Linked DNA regions of Homo sapiens: region 2 is linked to region 1. The links are chromatin loops, found by intact Hi-C in ENCODE. Cell type or tissue: lower leg skin. All regions are shown on one strand.

Region 1 (5,000 bases):
TCTTGTGGGACATCTGAGTCTCAGCCCCCAAAGTTCTCACTTCTGACATCTTCGAAGGTTTCTGTTCCCACATAAGAAGCCTGGGATGAAAGACCACATGGGGAGAGAGGCCCAGCTGCCCCCGCATTTGTTCCAGCCTTCCCAGCTGAGGCCCCCCACCGCATGCAAGTGAGGCCACCCTGCATCAGCCAGTCCTAGCCTGTCCTAGCCCGACTCCTACCACGAGTCAGCTCAGGCAAGACCAGCAGAATCATGAGAATACTACATTGTTTTAGTAAGTTGTGGTGTGGCTGCGCACGGTGGCTCACACTCGTAATCCCAGCAGTTTGAGAGGCTGAAGTGGGAGGATCACTTGAGGTCAGGAGTTCAACAGCAGCGTGGGCAACATAGGGAGACCTCATCCCTACAAATAATTTTTTTTTAATTAGCTGCTACTCAGAAGGTTGAGGTGGGAAGATCGTCTGAGCCTGGGAGGTCAAGGCTGCAGTGCGCCATGATAGTATCACTGCACTGGAGCCTGTGTGACAGCGAAAGACTCCGTCTCAAAACAAAATAAAAAATAAAACATAAAAATTCTGGTGTGCTATTGTACAGCAGTAGCTAAAGAAACACGGGCTTTCCTGTTTCTGACACCAGAACTACTAAATTGTGTCCACAGCTGGCTAATTTGTCCAGGCAGTTCCAGACTACTATGGACTAGGTAATCATCAATGGTAACAATTAATTGATTCTTCTGTGACCTAACATAGAATAATGAAGTAAGAACAGGACTTTTGAATCAGATGTCCCTGGACTGGAATGCCACTTTCTGGTTTCAGGTAGAGTATTTTCTCTCTCTGAGTCTTCATCACCTATAAAATAGATATAATCACCTATGTCATTAGAAGGGTGTCAGAATTTTAGAAGATAATTCATGTAAAGCACCTACCACTGTACTGGGAACATAGTAGGTACTCAATGAAGGGGAGCTCCCTTCCTCAGTATCTGTGTATATGCATGCATCCAAAAGTTGAAACCTGAATCAACTCTCTCTAAACCAGTGGTTCAAAGTGCGGTCTCTGAACCAGCGGCATCAGCATCACCAGAGAACTTACTAGAAATATAAATTCTCAGGCCCCAACCCAGACCTACTGAGTCAGAAACTGTAAGAGTGGGAGAGTGGGGCCTGGGAAATTTGTGTTCTACCAAGCCCTCCAGATGACTCCTATGCAAACTAGACTTTAAAAACCACTACTCTAGGCTAAGAGAAATCAGGATAAAAGCAAGTAACAATTTGGATGTTTCTTCAGTTTGCACTTGAAAAATGCTTTCGGATACACTGTTATGGTGTTACTGGACTCCGTGCAGAAAGACTCTAAGGTTTTCTGTCTGTAAACATTTTGGGGATAGGCAGTTTCAAATAATTGCTTTATTTAATTTAACACTTATGAGGGGCTTACCATGTGTCAGGCACCATTCTTTTTTTTTTTTTTTTTGAGACGGAGTTTCGCCCTGTCGCCCAGGCTGGAGTGCAGGGGTGCCATCTCTGCTCACTGCAAGCTCCGCCTCCCGGGTTCACGCCATTCTCCTGCCTCAGCCTCCTGAGTAGCTGGGACTACAGGTGCCCACCAACACGCCCGGCTAATTTTTTTTTTTTTTTTTGTATTTTTAGTAGAGACAGGGTTTCACCGTGTTAGCCAGGATGGTCTCAATCTCCTGACCTCGTGATCTGCCTGCCTTAGCCTCCCAAAGTGCTGGGATTACAGGCGTGAGCCACCGCACCCGGCCTCAGGCACCACTCTAAGCTTTTTGCAAATATTAACCCATTTAATCCTCAGGGTAATCCTTGGAAGTAGTTACTAGTATGATGCCATTTCAAAGACGGAACACACTGAGGTTAAGTAACTGGTGGAGGATCAGAAGCCGGTATGTGTCAGAGCGAAGACTCCAACCCAAGTAGATTCCATACCTTTAACCACTACCTCATACAATGTGTGTGTGTGTGTGTGTGTGTGTGTGTGTGCGCGCGCGCGTGTGTCTGTCTCTCTCTCTTAGACAGGGTCTTGCTTTGTTGCCCAGGGTGGAGTGCTGGAGTGCAATGGCATACCACAGCTCCTGCAGCCTTAAACTCCTGGGCTCAAGCCATCCTCCCACCTCAGCCAGCCTCCAAAGTAGCTAGCACCACCATGTCTGGCTAATTTAAAAAAAAAAAAAATTTCTTTTGGTAGAGATAAGAATCTCCCTATGTTCCCAGGATGGTCTCGAACTCCTGGTCTCAAGTGATCCTTCCACCTCGGACTCCCAAAGTTCTGGGATTATAGGCATGAGCCACAATGCCTGGCCTCGACCTCCCTGTACTATGATCTTTGCTTTCTGTCAAGGAAGGGTCAGCAATTTGCAACACTTCACAAATTCCCTGGTGGTCAGCAGCTACTCAGTATTTCACACCATGATATAATAAAGAGGTAATTATACAAATTATACACAATAATATCATATATGGGGAACTAGAATTTATCTTTTACTTGAAGATTCAAACAGCAGAGTGGTAAAAATGGATTAATGCTCTCTCTTGAGCATCCATTTCATGTTTAATCCTGAGAAACACCCAAGATAGACACAGGGAGAGAGGAGGGACCAGTGTGATGTTCATGGCATTTTCACAGACTGAGAAAACCCAGAGCTGGGACCAGGAAAGGGCCTTAGGAATTCTTGTTTTGCAGCTAGAGGGAGATTCCCTTTACAATTAGGGAGAATTAACTAAAGCTCTCGTCCCACTGGAAGCTGGGTAGCAGAACAAAATTATAAAACAATCGAGCACATACTGATGTCTGTCTGTCATTTTCTCCATTAGAAAGAACTTACAGGCCAGGTGTGGTGGCTCACGCCTGTAATCCCTTCACTTTGGGAGGCTGAGGCGGGTGGATCACCTGAGGTCAGGAGTTCGAGACCAGCCTGGCCAATATGGTGAAACCCCGTCTCTACTAAAAATACAAAAATGAGCTTGGTGTGGCGGCAGGTGCCTGTAATCCCAGCTACTCGGGAGGCTGAGGCAGGAGAATCACTTGAACCTGGGAGGCAGAGGTTGCAGTGAGCCGAGATCATGCCACTGCACTCCAGCCTGGGCAACAGAGTAAGCGAAACTCTGTGTCAAAAAACAAAAACAAAAACACCTTCCAGCTTTTTTGCTTTGCTTTGTTTTAAATTTCTAACTTGATGAAAGGTATGTGATGCTTGTGTTGTCTCTGTCACCAAACAAAAAGGACTGTTGACTTGGTTTCAAAGTTTCAAAAGTTAAGAGGCTCATTTTCTGTAACCTCATATTTCACATTGTATCACGTTAGGATATTGTGTGGGGATATCCCAACAAGTGCCTTTTGGGTTTGCACATGTCCTTCCCATCTCTTTTGCCCAATCTGAGTCCGGTTGTGCCTCTGGGGCTCCTCCCAATGGTTCAAGGGATTTTAAACTTGATCTACATTTGAAGCTCTCAGCCTATTTTCCAGATCCTCTGATACTCAAACATTATTCTTGCTCCCCTCTCATCACCCAGCCTTCTCCATCTCCTACACACTCTGAAATAATCTGTCAGAAGATCCTCATCCTGCCGTGCTGGCTTACTCTGGATCAAGAGACAAAGACTCCAGCTCTATCTCTGATGGACCGAGTAGGAAGAATCAGGCAAGTGCTTCACTAATTAACTGGATTACACGGTCCCCCCACCACCCATCAGCCAAAGGCAGGCATCCCAGTCTCTGTTGTCACCCTCACAGTCCTCAATGCACGCCTGCCACAGCCTGTCGTACATTGCTCATTATTCTCCCATTTGCATTCTTTCCTGTCTTTGTACAGCATGAGTCAACCCACCAGGTTTCCCAGAGCTTAATCCAGAAGGGACCCAAACACTAGGGGTAAGTCCATTTCACTGCTGCTTTTAACTCAACATCAATAACCATGCTCTCTCTCCTCCCTCCTAGTTCATATTCTTCTCTGTGCCTGGAATGTTTTTCCTTTGCCACCCACCTTCTACCACCCCCTCCTTCACAACAAACCTCATTTACGTGGCCAACTTCTGCATGTCCTTTACATTTAGTTTCAACATCATCTTCTCAAGGGAGCACTTTCTGATCTACCTCCCCTTCCCAAATTAGGCTATGTGCTTCTTTCGTATAGGTAGTGGCCCATTAGAGCCAATTATAATTGCCAATCATCCGTAAGCTTAGGGAAGACAGAAACCATTGCACTGCAATATTTAACCTCTATTTCAGGGACATAATAGCTACTCAATAATTTTTTTATTGAAGGGATTGGGAGGGGGAGCTGCATGATGAGAAATTACTTAATTGGTACAATGTATGTCATTTGGGTGATGAATTAAAAGCCCAGGGTTGGGCGCAGTGGCTCACGCCTGTAATCCTAGCACTTTCAGAGGCTGAGGTGGGTGGATCATGAGGTCAAGAAATCGAGACCATCCTGGCCAACATGGTGAAACCCCGTCTTTACTAAAAATTCAAAAATTAGCTGGACGTGGTCGCGCGCACCTATAGTCCCAGCTACTCTGGAGGCTAAGGCAGGAGAATCACTTGAACCAGGGAGGCAGAGGTTGCAGTGAGCTGAGATCGTGCCACTGCACTCCAGCCTGGTGACAGAGTGAGACTCCATCAAAACAAACAAACAAACAAAAAATCCTGATATGACCACTATGCAATCTATGAATGTAACAAAATTGCACTTGTAACCCATAAATTCATACATATAAAAAAGGATTTAAAAATAAAATAAATGTTTGATGACAAATGACCACGTTAATGGGTGATTAAGTGGATGGATAAAGTGAGTACATGCATTCAAGCCCTCCTTGTCAACCCTGGTGTCCCAAGGACACATCAACTGGTCAGATTGGCTGTAGACTGAGCTGGTGGTGTCAATGACTATAGTGTAGGTTGAGAGCTTCATTGTTTGGGCTTCACGGGCAGGAAGGTTCAACATGACTGTTTCCCTTTTGGTTTGGGATAAAAAGC
Region 2 (5,000 bases), 200 kb after region 1:
AGGCTGAGGTGGGTGGATCACAAGGTCAGGAGTTCAAGACTGAAGCCTGGCCAAGATGGTGAAACCCCGACTCTAGTAAAAATACAAAAATTAGCCAGGGGTGGTGGTGGGTGCCTGTAATCTCAGCTACTCGGGAGGCTGAGGCAGGAGACTCTCTTGAACCCAGGAGGTGGAGGTTGCAGTGAGTCGAGATCATGCCATTGCACCTAGCCTGAGCAACAAGAACAAGCTTCTGTCTCAAAAAAAAAAAAAAAAAAAAAGCACCTAAAATTAACCAAATCAGTCTGATGCCAAAGTCCATTTTGGCACTATTGGATGCCAAACAAAAAGTAATCACTCAAACATGTTAGGCTTTCCCTGCATAAAGGATGATTTAGAAGACAATTAAAATCCATACCAGCTATCTACTTGAACCTTATGAAGCCCATTCTTTGGGAATGTCTGGGATTTTATCTGTTTTTCCATCTGAAAGATGAGACTACAATGAACAATAGGAAGATGATTTTTCTTTAGTAAGAGCTGAGGATATTTTTATATCTATAAACTCTTGAATATTCTTGCTTCACAAAAGGACCAGCACAAGTTGCGCTAAAAAAAAAAAAAAAAAAAAAAAAAAAACTTAGCCAGGCACAGTGGCTCACGCCTATAATCCCAGCACTTTGGGAGGTCAAGGCAGGCAGATCACTAGGTCAGGAGTTCAAGACCAGCCTGGTCAACACGGTGAAACTCTGTCTCTACTAAAAACACAAAAATTAGCTGGGTTTGGTGGTGTGTGTCTATAATCCCAGCTACTCAGGAGGCTGAGGCAGGAGAATCGCTTGAACCAGGGAGGTGGAGGTTGCAGTGAGCCAAGATCACACCACTGCACTCCAGCCTGGATGACAAAGCGAGACTCCATCTCAAAAAAAAAAAAAAAAAAATCTTATCAATATAACAAAGCAAATATATGACTGCCTATCCAGAAGTACAAGTTACAATGGCAAGTCTGCACTTGAATAAATGGTGGCAATAAAAGGTGAAAAACAAACACTATAAAGTTTATTGATTTGCCTAGTTGGAAAGGAGAAGCTAATGGAACAGAAACTACTGATCATAGCACCATTATTCTCTAGAAATGTGAGCAATTTCAAAGACACTATTTTTATCTTGAAAAAGATTCTAATTTAATTGTCTTCCATACTATAAATACAATTATATATCTGTTGTTTGAGAATATTAGAAAAAAACCTTTAATTAAAACAATGCACATGATTGAGATAGAAATTCTAATAGAGGCACTTCTCTTTGAGCACGTGACTTAGGAACTTACTGACAGTTGTATCCTCCAGTGCCAGCCCCTGAGAAGCTCCGAGGAAGAGCAGTATTTAGTTTCTCGTAACTGTTTCCTAAGCGTAAATAGAAATGTCTAATTATGTTGCAGTCTCCTTCATCTACTCTCCTTGCCAATCTCTTTGGCACACAATCCCAGCCTCGATATTCTAACTAGTGTTCAGATTCCCAGGCTAGCTCACATGAGTAGCCAGATTCAAACTGTAGCAGAAATAAGATTCAAGAAAAAATAGTATAGGAAAAAGAATGGGAGACAGGACAATGTATGTTCTGGTTATCTACTGCTGTGTAATAAATCACACCTAAACATAATGCCTGAACAGCAATGGTTTGTTAGCCCATGCGTTTCTGTAGATTGACTGAGCTCAGCAGGGAGGTTATTGACTAAGGTCTCTCATGCAGTTGCAGTCAGGTAGAACTGAGGCTGAAATTATCTAGAAGTTAACTGGACTGGACATCCAGGACAGTTCCTTTACTCACCACATATGACATCTCACTTGGGATGGTTGGCAGAGCTGGTGGCTGATCAGGCATCTCTCTCTCTCCAAGAGTGCGCGCTCTCTCTCTCTCTCCCCCGCCAAGCTCTCTCTCTCTCTCTCCTTGGCTAAACTGGATTTCCTCACAGTGTGAGCCGTAGGACTTCTTACCTGTTGGCTGGCACTGCCCCCCCACCCCCCAATCCCCACCACCACCCCAGAGTGTGTGTTTTAAAAGGGCAAGGCAAAAGCTGCAAGGGTCCTTCTGATTTGGCTTGAAATCATACTGCACCACTTCTGCCACATGCTACTTGTTCCCATGGGACTGGGTCAGATTTAATATGAGAAGAAACTGCACAAGGGCATGAATTCCAGAAGGCATGGTCCAATATGGGGGTGGGAGCCAGTATCTTTGGAGACTAGCAACAGAAGGGGATAAGAAAAGGACCTTTTAGGGTTGTGATCAGTCTCAAAGGAGAAATTCAAATTTTTAGATACATTACTGGTTTAACAGGACTTAAAGCGGAACAGTACCAACTAGCTGGGATCCTATCTACCAGTTACAGTATTATTCCTAGGGGAAATTTCACTTTGAGTGAAATACATAGTGGTTTTAAAACAAAGTATTTTTAACACAACCAATTTATGAGTGTGGGATTGGGAATCTGCTGATCATAAACTTACTATCCACCAAACTAGGCATCTCTTGAAAGTAAAACCTTTCTGTTTCTCCAACATCCAGTTGTCTGTCATTCTGATTTATTTTACTTCAGAGTTATGAATGATCACTATGAATACAAAATACTTAAAAGAATATAAAAACAAAATTTTTGAACCATATGATTCTATATAACTTGAATCTCCCACTTATATCGTTGAAAGGCTTCTTAACAACATAGAAAATTCTATATTTCTATTGTCAATAATTATCAATACACACGTGGGGCTGGCATTAAATAATGACTACGGATTCCTTTCAAGGAAGTTTTTGTTTCTTTTGGAAAAGCACCTCTATATTTGTAGGTGCAACTTCGAAGTTCACAACTTCCAAGAGGAAATTTGGGATGTATTTCAAGTACCGTTTGATTTGATGTTGTCTAAAGTTATCTATGAAAAGCATTACAGATGGTTGGCACAAATCAAGGTAGATTGGGGTTTTCACACAGAAGGGAAACCAGTGAACCATAGCCTGGCATTTCTAGAAGTGCCGCTACCCCAGGAAACTCACATCTCTCCACCTCCATCGCTGTGCGGAGAAAACCCGCACCGAAGGCGGCTTCCTCTCTAAGGCGGCGACCAGGGGAGACAGCGCCCCCTGCTGACTAAAATCACGCAGGCCTCGTTGCCAAAGTGCAGCGGGCGCAGCGGGCGCAGCGGTCTCCCGGCTTCCCTCCCGGCGCCCGCAGCCTGCCTAAAGCCTTTCTGGAAACTCGTGTTTTCAGCCTCAGCCTGGCAGACTGCGGAGGGCGGGCCAGGAAGAGTCAAGGAGCCGGGGGTCTCAGACTTTGCTCACCCCTTGGAAATCACCTTCTCGACCCGCTAGCCTAGGCCGAGACACAGTCTGTATTCTGAAAGCCGCCAGTCCCACCAGGGGAGGAGAAACCCAAAACAGAAGGAGCAGGGCCCCACGGCTGGGCTCGTGACGAAGCATTTAATGACCTTTTTAAGGAAACGAGGGAGGAGGTGAGGAGGCCAACAGCCGCTTAGGAGAGCCCGAAACGAGCAGGCTGGAGGAGTTAGGTTGAAGAGAGGTGTCAAATTAATTTCCACCAATTGTGTGTGAAATCGTTGCCGAAGTCTACTTTGGGATACCCAGAGATAACTTCGTTACGGGCACCCTGCTGACTTAGGAAAATAAGCCTTACTACCCAGTCAGGCATTTAATGTGGATGTTAAATCATTTGTGATTACTAATGTCTGAGTACTTTGTCATTGCCAGGCCCTCATTTTCCATCAGAGCAGTCCTAATTGATTTAAATGGTCTGTTTCGCCTTGGTGCACGCATGATCACATCGTAAGTGGTCTTTAGGACTATTTTAATTGCCAAGGATGTTTTTCCTTAAGAAAATCTCTGCCCAGAGCAGAACAAATTATTATTGCAATCTACAAATACACAAACATTGTTTTTCTCCCCTCTCTGCATATTTTGTTACAGCAGCCTCTCTCTTGTGTTTTTTGGGGGGAGGGAGATTCCAGTCTTAATTTATGCAAAATTAATTGATATATCTTTTATAATTGATGTGCTGTAAAATTAATGAGTAATTTATGTAATTAGTCAATTAAGGATAATTCCAGCATATGTTCAATATGCCCAGAAGGTGTACTTTACAAGTAGTTATTTGTCCAGGAGTTTGATGCTGAGAAAACTACCTAATTAATTTTTTATGCATATCAGCTTAGTATCTATTTAACAGCTCCCTTTGTGATAGCAGATTTAATATTTATCTTTCTAACATGTCTGAGAGGATGTACAATGGATAGCCTCTTGGTGCCTCTAAGAAGGCCCTTCCAGTTGGATGCCTCCTCACTTTAATTATAAAAGATCTTTGCTCTGATGGATCAACAACATCCGCCCCGCCCCCCCAACTCCACCACCACCACCAGACACACACAGACATGGGCGGGCACCCACGTGCCCAAAGGTGCGGTATGTGATGTCAGGGACGTTATAAATCGCCATCATTAGAAAATGTTTATGTGGAACGAAGAGATCATCTGGACCCACCTCTTTAATATTCTTTACCCCCCTCTCCTTTCCCCGCCGATGACCCTTTAAATGTATCTTAGAGGACTTCAGGGGCTTTCGAAGCATAGTGAGCTAGATCTGTTGGCTAATTAATTGACACTGTTTTGAATATTCATATCTAATATAGCCAGTATGCTCTTAATTACATTGTTGGACTTCTCTCCAAGGAGGCTAAATCACCAAAGACTTAATTAATGTAATGTATTCCAGAACTGGCTGGCTGAAAAGGAAGACAGTTACTGTCAGGAGTTTAACCGCGACACCTGGTTGCTGATGTGCGGAGTCTTTGTTATTAGTCGTCGGAGGGAGCGCAAGAAAGTTATTTAATTTTTAATCGTTGGTTATTTATTTGGTGGTTATGGTTGTCAGTGGCCGCTACCTAAACAGACACGGCCCGTAGGAAAGCTTCTGGATGTTGGCCAAGAGGTGTGAGGCGCGGGTGGACTGTA

Evidence for each region. Hi-C counts contacts between places; a loop is a spot of excess contacts. Peaks named below come from ENCODE experiments on the same cell type or tissue, not always from the same donor. Only the 100,000 strongest peaks of a DNase experiment are listed, where the experiment ranks them.
Region 2: a loop joins it to region 1, with 6 times the contacts of the local background. A loop is called at or near these places in 25 of 110 quality-filtered maps.

The regions. Positions count from the first base shown.
Region 1 is chr9:76,805,051-76,810,050 of GRCh38, forward strand. All of the region lies in intron 6 of PRUNE2 (prune homolog 2 with BCH domain), which reads right to left. Among named protein-coding and RNA genes, the nearest start is that of PCA3, 43 kb to the left of the region's middle. In lower leg skin, no CTCF peak of the experiment used is centred here; no DNase peak of the experiment used is centred here.
Region 2 is chr9:77,008,963-77,013,962 of GRCh38, forward strand. No RefSeq gene overlaps it. Among named protein-coding and RNA genes, the nearest start is that of FOXB2, 8.2 kb to the right of the region's middle. RefSeq lists enhancers at 2,744-3,244, 3,245-3,745. In lower leg skin, no CTCF peak of the experiment used is centred here; a DNase peak (open chromatin) is centred at 3,122.